Linked DNA regions of Homo sapiens: region 2 is linked to region 1. The links are chromatin contacts, found by Hi-C or POLR2A ChIA-PET in ENCODE. All regions are on one chromosome and are shown on one strand. Each heading gives the region's core, a stretch centred on a gene start or an enhancer-like site at or near the end of the contact. The rest is flanking DNA. Distances are from core to core; before and after follow the strand shown.

Evidence for each region. Hi-C counts contacts between places; a loop is a spot of excess contacts on that map. ChIA-PET counts read pairs that join two places held with the same protein, here RNA polymerase II (POLR2A). Pooled maps may share reads with other maps.
Region 2: a pooled map shows a loop between it and region 1 (2.2-fold over the local background). The contact joins two enhancer-like sites. A Hi-C loop is called at or near these places in 2 of 168 maps with a recorded cell type or tissue (endometrial microvascular endothelial cells and endothelial cell of hepatic sinusoid) and 2 of 50 pooled maps. POLR2A ChIA-PET finds 5 or more read pairs at or near these places in 5 of 52 experiments (CD4-positive, alpha-beta T cell, GM12878, H1 and 2 more).

What each region holds. Positions count from the first base shown.
Region 1 is chr12:719,881-726,107 of GRCh38, reverse strand. It overlaps LOC101929432 (a long non-coding RNA gene), which reads right to left. Exons shown (of 4, transcript XR_007063153.1): 3 at 1,251-1,468. Among named protein-coding and RNA genes, the nearest start is that of LINC02455, 6.4 kb to the right of the region's middle. Within about 2 kb of position 3,612, at least 3 of the 41 ENCODE cell types and tissues checked have a DNase peak (open chromatin) inside an H3K27ac peak, as active enhancers do.
Region 2 is chr12:819,779-826,005 of GRCh38, reverse strand. The region is part of intron 2 of WNK1 (WNK lysine deficient protein kinase 1); the gene reads right to left. Among named protein-coding and RNA genes, the nearest start is that of WNK1, 70 kb to the right of the region's middle. Within about 2 kb of position 2,550, at least 3 of the 41 ENCODE cell types and tissues checked have a DNase peak (open chromatin) inside an H3K27ac peak, as active enhancers do.

The sequences.
Region 1 (6,227 bases), core at 2,363-4,862:
CTAACAGCTGCCCAACATCCTTGGATCATGAATGAACTGATTAATGAATTCACGTAACAGGTGTCCACTGCACCTTTACTGCTGACAATGTGCAGAAAGCGTTATTCAGGGGTGCTATGGCCCAGTGGTTAAGAGCAGAGACTCTCAAGTCAGGCTACTTGAATTCAAATCCAGGCTGTACCACTCAGTAGCTGTGTCACATTATACCAGATATTATATTAATCTTTCGGGACTTCAGGTTTATCACTTGTAAAATGAAGGTGAAAATACTTCATGGGAAGTAGTTGTGAGGCCTAAGCAGGATTGTCCGTGTAAAGGGCTTGGCACACAAGTAACTGCTTGAACCATGGTAGCTGTTGTCTTATTATAGGACAAAGCAAGCCATGGAAGAATGGATCCAAATTTTAGGAAACACAGAGTTTAGGAGGGGAGATGAAATGTGTGCATAAATAACTATAACACAAATTTAGAAAGTGATGGATGATGTGGAGGTAAAAAGCATATAATAAAACTTAGAGGAAGAAAAGATTACTTCTAGGTAAGGAGATCAGGGGAGGTTTCTTGGTTGAAATAATATTCAAGCTGATAGATGATAAACACAATCAGTTTTAAACCTGTGAGTGGAAACCCTGTTGTAAACCAGCAAACACTAACTGAAGTCAAAAATAATACCAAATGACAGGCTGCTGGTGCAGAGTCCTGGAATACAGCATTGCACATCTTGGTGCCTGTGGGGCAAAATGAATACAGGGTGAAACCTGTCCAACCCACAGATCTGCTTTCCAGTCAGTTCCACAAGGGTCATTCTGACCCAGGCAAGACTTGTCTGGTGACCTCCATCAGGACTAGCTCTGGAGAAGACTCCAAATCAATGACTGACAGCAAGCGTTCATTAAGTGGATGCCATGAGCCCAACACCGCAGGTATGGGAAAGGATACCACATACACACACAAGTGACTCCCTCTGTCAGGGAACTTATATAGTCTTGTTAGGAAGACAAGATTAATATACTACATGATTTTTATGGCATTTGTTGTTCTTTTTCCTGTTCATAAAAGCAATACGAGTTCACTGTAGAAAATTCAGAAAATACAATTACATATTATAAAAGCAAATTTATCCCAAATCCCACTATCCAAGATTAACCATAAAATTCCATAAAATTAACCATAAAATTAACCATAAAAATTCAAATTATGAATTTGTACAGCCTTGTCTCCCGAGACAGGCATCTTATCCCCACCCTCACCTAACACTTGCTCATAGGAGAGATTCTTGTGCAAGTGGATCATTCATTTTCTTGTTTCTTCTTTCCCCGCTGGATATGTCTGCCTGGGAATGCGATTTGGCTTCAAGTACAGAGAAGAGAGTTATTTGCACGCTATTTCAGGTTCTCAGTGTAGCCATCCATCAACAGGCATCTCTGGGAAGGCTCCTGGTTCTGCAGGTAGGCCTCTGGGCCTGGTGCTACCATATAAGGCAAGGAGAAAGGAAGTGACTCACATAGCCCTGCACAAAAAAACCTAAAGCACTGTTCCCGTTTGGGCAGGGGAAGGATCAACACATATTATGTTGCATATAGGGAAATGGTTTCCTTCCATAATACAGCTCCAAATTATACTGTATGTGAGAGAGAATAATCGGGCATGCCTGTGTGTGTGTGTGTAATTCTGGATGACTAAAATGAAATCTTCATTCTGTATACTCAGTGGCAGTGAGATCTTAAAAAGGACTCATAGGCCATTTTGGACTGATCTGCTGAAGGGAAGGCCCCCTGTGGTGGTGGTCTAGACCAGAGATCCCAAACCAGGAGCCCCAGACTGTGTTGGCTTGTACAGTGTGTTTAAAAATCAAATTAGTTTTCAACATGAAACCTTCAGGAGATATCGTATAAAAATTTGAAATTCCAGCTTTGAAAGGAAGAAAGAGAGAGAGAGAGGATGAATGAATCTGGCAATCTAAGGAAATTAGCTCTTTGAGGGTCATTATGTTTTCCCAATTTATTATTGTGTTTTAATTGATGGGGGGAGCTTTTTATTGTTGTTGCAGTTCGTTTTTGTTTTTATGAAGAAATTTTCCATTTTTATGCAGTTAAATTTATCAATCTTTTCTTTCACTGCTTCTGAACCTTGTCTCTTGCTTAGAAAGATTTAATCCCCATATTGGTTTGCTAGGGCTTCCATAATAAAGTAACCCAGGCTGAGTGGCTTAAACAACACAGAGATTTATTTCCTCACAGTTCTGGAGACTAAAAGTCCAAGATCAAGGTGTAGGCAGGGTTGGTTTCTTCTGAGACCTCTGTCCGGGACTTGCCAGGTACCTTCTGCACGTGTCTTCACACAGTCTTATCTCTCTGCTTGCCTGGGTCCTGATCTCTTAAGGACACCAGTCATACTGGATTAGGGCCCACCCTAACAACTTCATTTTAACTTAATTACCTTTTTGAAGACCCTATCTCTAAATACAGTCACATTCTGAGATACTGGGGGTTAGAGCTTCAAACATGAATTTTGGGGAATCCAATTCAGTTTATAACATCACCCAGAATTATTTTTTTATTTCTCCCATGTTTTATTTCAGTACTTTTATGGTTTTATTTTTAAATGTTAAATATATGATTCATCTGAACTTTGTTTGGTATAAGAAATGAGATAGGGATCCAATTTTATTTTTTTCTAGTTACTAAGGTAAATGATTCAACTCCATTTATTAGTAATCTTTTCCCTCAAATCTTAAAATTCTACCTTTGTCTTAATACTCCATTTCCAGGTATATTTGGGCTATTTCTACATACTGCTTTGTACCATTAATCTGTCTATGCCTGTGCCACTACCAAGCTTTTAATTATATACTTTTATATTTTCACCTTCTAGGGTAAATCTTCCTCTGTTATTCTCTGTTTCAGAATTTTCATCATGTTTTTGCACATTTACTTTTCCCAGTTTACTTTAGCATTGCCTAAAATATTCTGATAGCATTTTTACTGGAATAGGGTTAAAGACACAGATGAATTTAGGAAGACTTTACATTATGTTGTTGAAAGACTTACTTAGCATTGTATATCCTTTGTACTGCTGGAATTTTTAACCATGTACATGTACTATTTTTATGAAAAGGAAAAATTTAATTTCATTCTTAAAAAAATAAAAAATAAAAGAACACAGCAAAGGTAAACAATGATTAGCAGAGATAAATTTATCTAGAGGAGCCATTTTGGAGCTCCTTAAATTCTAAACCCCACAATTATAACTTCTCCTCTGTTTATGGATGCCTTACTTTCTCACGGTTAGAATAAAATAGATTCGGCAACTCATTTTGACAGTCTGCATGGTGTGCTAAGGAGAAATGTTAGTTCTCCCCTCTGCTGTGTCTCATTTCTGCCAATTCAAGAGATACACTCCTCTTTTAGAGGTTGTCTAGGCTGAGAGGCAGACTGAAAACCTGGCAGGTTTTCCCCAACATTCCCCGGCCAAGGCGGTCATTGTCTGGCTAAACCCAAAAGGGTCAGGTTTCTAGTGACAATGAAGCTGCCTCAGGTCTTCCTCCCATCTCACCAGCAGCCAGCTGCTTCTTTTCTCTCCTGAGCTCAAGTGTCTTCCCTGCCCCTCCTGCAAGCCTGAGGAGACAGCTGCAGCAAGCAACGCTGGCACCTTAGATGGTCTTCATGTCTGTAATGTGGTGACGAAGAGACCCTGGAGTTATACTTCTCCATGAGTCTTCCTATTTTCTTTCTTTCTTTCTTTCTTTCTTTCTTTCTTTCTTTCTTTCTTTCTTTCTTTCCTTCTTTCCTTCTTTCTTTCTTTTCTCTATTTCTCTCTTTCTCTTTCTCTTTATCTCCTTCTTTCCTTCTTTCTTTCTTTCTTTCCTTCTTTCCTTCTTTCTTTCTTTTCTCTATTTCTCTTTCTCTTTCTCTTTATCTCCTTCTTTCCTTCTTTCTTTCCTTCTTTCTTTCTTTCTTTCCTTCTTTCCTTCTTTCTTTCTTTCTTTCTTTTCTCTATTTCTTTCTCTTTATCTCCTTCTTTCCTTTCTTTCTTTCTCTCTCTCTCTCTCTTTCCTTCCTTCCTTTCTTTTTTTTTTTTTTTTTTTGAGGAATCTCGCTCTGTCACAGGCTGGAGTTCAGTGGTGCGATCTCAGCTCACTGCAACTTCCGCCTCCCGGGTTCAAGCCGTTCTCCTGCCTCAGCCTCCCCAGTAGGTGGGATTACAGGCATGTGCCACCATGCCCGGATAACTTTTGTTTTTATTTTTGTTTTCGTTTTTGTTTTGAGACAGAATTTCACTCTCGTTGCCCAGACAGGAGTGCAATGGCACAATCTCGGTTCACTGCAACCTCTGCCTCCCGGGTTCAAGCAATTCTCCTGCCTCAGCCTCCCAAGTAGCTGGGATTACAGGCATCTGCCACCACGACCGGCTGATCTTGTACTTTTAGTAGAGACGGGGTTTCTCCATGTTGGCCAGGCTGGTCTTGAACTCCCGACCTCAGGTGATCCACCCGCCTTGGCTTCCCAAAGTGCTGGGATCACAGGTGTGAGCCACTGCGCCTGGCCCTCTATTTTCTTTCTTGTTTCCATGCTCTTCCATCCACTCCTCTGTTCGTTCACCCGTTCGTTCACATTTAGCACATAAGAGTGATCCTACTAAGATGTAAGCTAGAACCATGGCAGCCTCTGCTCGTAGCCCGGCACTGGCATCTCACCTTGCTCAGAGGAAAAACCAAAGGCAAAGGCATTACAATGGCCGACTTAGGCTTCACGTGATCTGTCCACCATTCTCACTACCTGTGACCTCATCTCCAGCTTCTTTCCCTGTCATTGACTCACTCCACCACACTGGCCTCCTTGCTGTCTCCTTCATGCCTGGAATGCTCTTACCTCAGATGGCCACATATTCTCACCTCCTTAAGTTCTTGATGCAAATATCACCACCTCAGTGGTTAGGAAGAGTGTATAAATAGAGAAGAGATAGGGGCTATGGCCCAGCCCAGTGGCTCAGGTCTGTAATCCCAGCACTTTGGGAGGCTGAGGCAGGCGGATCACCTGAGGTCAGGAGTTCAAGACCAGCCTGACCAACATGGTGAAACCCCATCTCTACTAAAAATACCAAAAAAAAAAAAATTAGCTGTATGCAGTGGCGCACACCTATAGTCCCAGCTACTTGGGAGGCTGAGGCTGGAGAATCGCTTCAACCTGGGAGGTGGAGGTTTCAGTGAGCAGAGATCGCCCCACTGCACTCCAGCCTGGGTGATAGAGCCGGACTCCATCTCAAAAAAAAAAAAGGGATCAGGGCTCTAGGTGATATGGTTTGGCTCTGTGTCCCCACCCAAATCTAATCTCAAATTGTAATCCCCACGTGTGGAGGAAGGGACCTGGTGGGAGGTGATTGGATCATCGGGACCGTTTCCCCAAGCTGTTTTGTGATAGTGTGTGAGTTCTCAGGAGATCTGATGGTTTTAGAAGAGGCAGTTTTCCCTGTGCTCTCTCTCTCTCTCTCTTTCCTGCCACCCTGTGAAGAGGTCTCTCCTTCCCCTTTGCCCTCCACCATGATTGTAAGTTTCCTGAGGCCTCCTCAGCCATGCAGAACTGTGAGTCAATTCAACCTCTTTTGTTTATAGATTACCCAGTCTCAGGCTGAAAACGGACTAATACACTAGGACTGAGTCCTGTATGGTTTAGTTACTTCATCTATCACACTATTAGAGTTTGTGTAGAACACAAGGGCCCTGCAAAAGAGAACAAAGGGAACAACCAGAGACCTAAAGAGTAAAACAAGGAGGTTGTGGGGTCATTGAAGCCGAGAAAGGAGCTTGAAGAAAAAGAGAGTTCCCAGCTATGGCGAATGTTGCTGAGAGGTCCAGTAGTAGAAATGAGTGGAGATTCATAGGTTCAAGCAACAAGCAAGCTATATATTGTTGAGAAACATGACAAAATCCATTTTTCAGCAAAGGGATGGGAACAGAAGCAAGGTAGCGTAACCGAGTATTCACAGTTTTTTCTAAGAGATATTTTAATTATTTTTTTCTCTCTCTCTTCTTTTCTCACTTCCTTGGTTCTTCATTTCCTACTTGTCTTTTAGAAATGCAAATATGTGGCTCAGGCCTGTAATCCCAGCACTTTGGGAGGCCGAGGCGGGCGGATCACGAGGTCAGGAGATCGAGACCACGGTGAAACCCCGTCTCTACTAAAAATACAAAAAAAAAAAAAATTAGCCGGGCGTGGTGGCGGGCGCCT
Region 2 (6,227 bases), core at 1,301-3,800, 100 kb before region 1:
CCAAGCAGCCCAAGTATGCTAAAAGAACTGAACAGAGACCTCTGGTGCTACCCACTGTAGAAAAGATACATCTGGGGATTGAGTTCCAATGCCTATTTTATCTGGAAATATTCAGGAAAAAAAGAGCACTAAAAATGTTAAATAGAAAAGACTACATTTTCCTTTCAGTATCTTTAAAATACACACATGATTGGTTAAAGGAAAATCTATAATACTGTGATATATATGATATGCTTACATATTCTATTAATTATTGTTTTTCAGTTCCTGAATTTGTTTAATTTTTGTAATTTCTATGTCTTTACTGATATTCTCTATTTGTTGAGGTAAAATTTTCTATACTGTTAACATTTGGCTGTCACTGTTTCCTGCATTTAGTATTCCAATTTTGTTGAATAGGTACTATAATTACTCCCATTTAATAATGACTTATCTATGTACTTGTATAAGATATGAAATTACTTATGTAATCTTGTACTTGTATAAGATATGAAAATTACAGCATACAGAACAAGCGGTAGAGGGGTTATATGAAAACCTTATTTGTGCAAAGGTCTTGTATTTTACATGAAATTGTACAGTATTAGTCCTAAATAAATTGTGAAAAGTAACAACGTAAATGTAATCTTCAGGGCAACTACTTAAAATGAAAAACATGCAGAGATCCAGATCTAACTAAAAATCAAATAGCAGAACTAAAATAAAATTTTACTTCATTTGGGTGGGCTAATTGAAGAAAACTAATAGCAAAAGTGGGTTTTATGGTTTAAAAAATATATCAAAACAGTCATGCTGGATGGAGGGTAAGGAAAAGGCTGCCTGGAAAGCGGCATAAGGGCATTTTCCGATATGATGGAAATGTTCTCTATCTTGAGAGTTTTGGTTACACGAATGAATGCCTTGTCAAAACTCATTCAATCGTACAATAATAATTTATTCTATCCTGATGCTGTTTGGAGGTAAAAGAAAAATAAAGTACACAAATACTGGAACTCTAACGAAATGCATACTGAAGGGTTTACGGGTGAAGCATATTGAATTATTTTATTTTACAATTTATTTTATTATGGAATGAATAAGATGGATGGAGGATGAATAAATGGACATATTAATAATATGGTAAGGCAAGTGATGCAAAAAGTTAGTAACAACAGAATCTTGGTGCTGAGTGTGTGCTCACTGTATGTTTCTTTTGCCTTTTCTATATAATTTTTAGAATTTTATAATAAAATATTGGAAATTTTATTTGTCGTTAGTCCTCCTTATAAACATCCTATTTTTAAACAAAAGGGTATCTTATCCTACTATGAACTTTATATTACTTCTCTCTTTTTTTTAACTATTCCCATAGCACCTCCCTAATTACAGAAAACCTGTTTATCCTTTAAGATCTACTTAAATTATATCTATCATTTTAGTAAAGACCTTCAAGATTATCCCAGCTAGCAGGAGGGAATCATATCTTTGTCTAAATTGCTATTCAAGTGAAAATTACACATATATTATGATTCACATTTCATTTTAAGAACCTATTCTTTGGGAATTGTGTACAAACATGATTATTATAGCAATGTTTATAAGGAAAGTATAAGGACAAGAAGGAATCCAATCTGCTCCATATTACAAATGGAACATTTCTAAACTCAGAGAAGCTAAGTTTGGTGAGAATGAAAAGTGGTTATAAAAATACGAATATTAATTAAAATCACCATAACCAACCACATCTTGAGAAAGAAAAGTGACAATTAGGCACCATCAGTGCAGATAGGACAAAAAAAAAAAAAAAAAAGATGTCTCTGCCAGGTGCAGTGGCTGACGCTGGCTCACTCCCAGCACTTTGGGAGGCTGAGGTGGATGGATCACCTGAGGTCAGGAGTTCAAGACCAGCCTGACCAATATGGCGAAACATGGTGTCTACTAAAAACATAAAAACTAGCTGGGCATGGTGGCATGTGCCTATAGCCCCAGCTACTCGGGAGGCTGAGGTTGGAGAATCGCTTGAACCCGGGAGGCAGAGGTTGCAGTTAGCCGAGATCACGCCACTGCACTCCGCCCTGGGCAACACAGAGCGAGACTCCATCTCCAAAAAAAAAAAAAAAAAAAAAGATGTCTCTGATATATCAAGCACTTCAGGTTCTTCCATTGTGACTGATTTTTGCCCAACCACATTGAAGACAAAGCCCAGTTGCTGAAAAGCTCCACTCTCATAAGCAGAGCTCTTAATCAGTTCTTCAGTACTAAGATATTTACTAAAAACAATCAACTCATGGTTAAATAGGGATAATTATAGTACCTATGCCAAAACTTTGCAGACTAAATGCTGAGAACAATGGCTGCTAAATATTAAGAGTACAAAGAATATTCTATTGAAGTAGAGAATATCAACAGAGACAGAAACTTTAAAAAGGAACCAAGTAGAAATTGAGGTGCTGAAAAATACTGTGAAGATTCACTAACAGATTTCAACAGCATATGCGAACACACAGAAGAAAAAGGCAATAAACTTGAAAATAGGAAGTGAAACTGTACAGTCTGAGGAGCAGAAATGAGCAGAGTCTAAGAGATCTGTGGGACACCATCAAGTTGAGCAAAATATACACAATGGGAGTCCTAGATAAAGAAGACAGAAAAGAGCAGAAAGAATATTTAAGAAAATAATGGCCACAAATTTCCCAAACTTAGTAAAAGACATGAATCTACACATCCAAAAAGTTCAACAAACTCTAAGGATAAATGCAAATAGATCCACAATGAGAAACACTATATTCAAACTGTTAAAAGGCAAAGACAAAGAGAGAATCTTGAAAGTAGCAAGGGAGAAGTGACTTATGACCATGGGATCCTCAATAAGATTATGAGCTGATTTTTCAGCAAAAACCATAGAGGGCAGAAAGCAGTGGGATGACATATTTAAAGTGCTAAAAGAAACAAAAGCAAAACCCCAAAAAAAACCTGAAGACTGCCAACCACGAATTATATATCAGCAAAATTATACTGCAGAAATGAAAGAGAAATTAAGATATTCCCAGGTAAATAAAAGCTGGAAGAGTTTGACAGTAGTACACTTTCCCTAAAAGAAATGCTAAAGAGAATCCTTAGAGGAAATAAAAGAACACTAGACAATAACTTGAAGCCATAAAACCAAATCAAATCTCTGGTAAAGTCCATCACACATCTAAATATTAAAACCAGTATTAATGTATTTTTGGTTTATAATTCCTTTTATTTCCTACATGATTTAAAAGACAAATGCATGTAAAATAATTATTATAAAACTATGCTAATGGGTACACAATGTATAAACATAAAATTTGAGACAATGAAAACATAAAATGGGAAGGAGGAGTGAGGCTGTATAGGATCAGAGATTTGTATGCTGTATTAAAGCTAAGTTGGTATCAATTCAGGGTAGACTGTTGGAGGTTTATGATGTTAATTGTGATCCTCAAGGTAACCACTGAAAAAATATCTAAATATATACACAAAAGGAAATGAGAAAGGAATGAAAATGGTATACTACAAAAGAAAAATAAATACATTTAAAAAGGTAGTAATGAAGGAGATAAGGAGCAAAAAACAGTACAAGACTGTCTCTAGGAATGTGATATATTACGGCTGCGGGCGGTGGCTTACGCCTGTAATCCCAGCACTTTGGGAGGCTGAGGTGGGCAGGACCACAAGGTCAGGAGTTTGAGACCAGCCTGACCAACGTGGTGAAACCCTGTCTCTACTAAAAATACAAAAATTAGCTGGGCGTGGTGGTGAGTACCTATAATCCCAGCTACTCAGGAGGCTGAGGCAGGAGAATCGCTTGAACCCGGGAGGCGGGGGTTGCAGTGAGCTGAGACTGTGCCACTGCACTCCAGTCTGGGCAACAGAGCGAGGCTCCGTCTCAAAAAAAAAAAAAAAAAAAAAAAAGGTATAAGACATACAGAAAACAAACAGCAAAATAGCAAATCATTCATTTTGACTAATTAAATGTAAATAAACTCTCCTACCAAAAACAGAGATGGGCAGAATGGATTTTTTAAAAAGAAAGAAAAAAAGCCAACTATATACTGTCTACAAGAGACTCATTATAGATCCAAGGACAGAAATAGGTTGAAATTCAAAGGATGAAAGAAAAATGATATTCTATGCTAATAGTAAATAAAAGAGGGTGAGGTAGCAAAACTAATATCAGGCAAAATAAGTAAAAATACTGATGCAAGAGATAAAGAAGAGCATGATGTATTGATAAAAGGGCCAATCCATAAAAAATAACAATTATATACATCAAACAATAAAGCCACCAAATAATGAAGCAAACATTCACAGAATTAAAGGGAGGAAATTAGTAGACACTACAGTAATAGTTGGAGACTTCAGTATTCCACTTTCAATAACGGATAAAACATCTAGACAAAAGATGAGTAAGAAAACAGAAGACTTGAACAATATTATAAACCACCAAAAGGTAACAGACATATTTAGAACACACTGCCCAACAACAAGTGAATATATATTCTCAACTGTACATGGAACATTCCTTCAAGAAATCTCCAAAGAAAAGTCTAGGACTGGATGGCTTCATTGATGAGTTCTACCAAACATTTACAGGAGAATTAACACAAATCCTACTCTTCCAAAAAGCAAAAGTGGAGGAAACACTTTCTAAATCATTCTGTGAGGCCAGTATTGCCCTGATACTGAAGATACCAAAAGAAAACTATAGACTAACACCGTTATTAATGTAGATGTAAAAACTCTCAACAAAATATTGGCAAGCCAAACCCAACTGCATAGTAAAAGGATTATACACTATTTATCTATGAAATGCAAGGGTGATTCAACATAAGAAAATTAATCAGTATAATATATCACACTAATAGAACGAAGTGGTTTCATGATTATCTAACTTGATGCAGAAGAGCATTTGACAAAATCTAACACCTTTCCAAAAAAAAAAAAAAAAAAAAAAAAACTCAAGAAACTAGGATAGGAATAGCAGAGAACTTCCTCAACATGATAAAGAACATTTATGAAAAACTCACAGCTAACATATACTCAATGGTGAAAGACCAAAAGCTTTCTCCTTAAAATCAGTAATATGACAAGGATAATCAATGCTAATCATAATTCAAGCTCTAGCCAAAACAGTTAGACAAGAAAAAGAAATAAAGGCATTCAAATCTGAAAGAACTATCTATTCACATATGACTTGATCCAATATATAAAAATCCCAAAGAATGGCTAGGTGTGGTGGCACACACCTGTAATCTCAGCACTTTGGGAGCCAGAGGCAAGGGAGATCACTTGAGGCCAGGAATTTGTGACTACCATAAGCAATATATTGAGACCCTATCTTTATGAAAAATTTAAAAATTAGCCAGGCATGGTGGTACACACCTGGAGTCCCAGCTACTCAGGAGGCTGAGGTGGGAGGATCCTTTAAGCCTAGAGTTCAAGTCTGTAGTGAGCTATGACTGCACCACTGCACTCCAGCCTCGGTGACAGAGTGAAACCCCATCTGTTTAAAAAAAAAAAAAAAAAAAAAAAACCCCAAAGAATGAACACACACACAGATGAGCTAATACAAGAATTCAGTAAAGTTACAAAAGTACAAGACTGACACACAAAAATCAGTTGTATTTATATATACCAGCAATTAACAATCTGAAAAGGAAATTAAGAAAACAATTTCATTTGCAATAGCATATAAAGGATCTAGGAATAAATTTAACCAAGGATGTGAAAGACTTGTATAATGAAACTACAAAACATTGCTGAAAGAAATTAAAAAAGACATAAATAAATGGACAGACACCCTGTGTTCACGGATTAGAAGACAATATAGTTAAAGATGGTGATACTATACAAAATGATCTACAGATTCAACACAATTTCTGTCAAAATTCCAACAGCCTTTTCTTGTAGAAATGGAAATCTAATCCTCAAATTCACATGGAATTTCAAGAAGACCCCAACTGTCAAAAACAATAGTGAAAAAGAAGAACAAAATTGGAGAAGTCACTTCTAATTTTCAAAATTTACAAAAATTACTATAGTAATCAGAGCAATGCGGTACTGGCATAAGAACAGACATGTAGGCCAATGAAATAGAATTGAGAGTCCAGAAATAAACCTATACATATGATTAAATAATTTTTGAGAAGAGTACCAAGACCATTCAATAGGTAAAAGTCTCTTCAACAAATGATGCTGGGATAACTGGACATCAACATGTA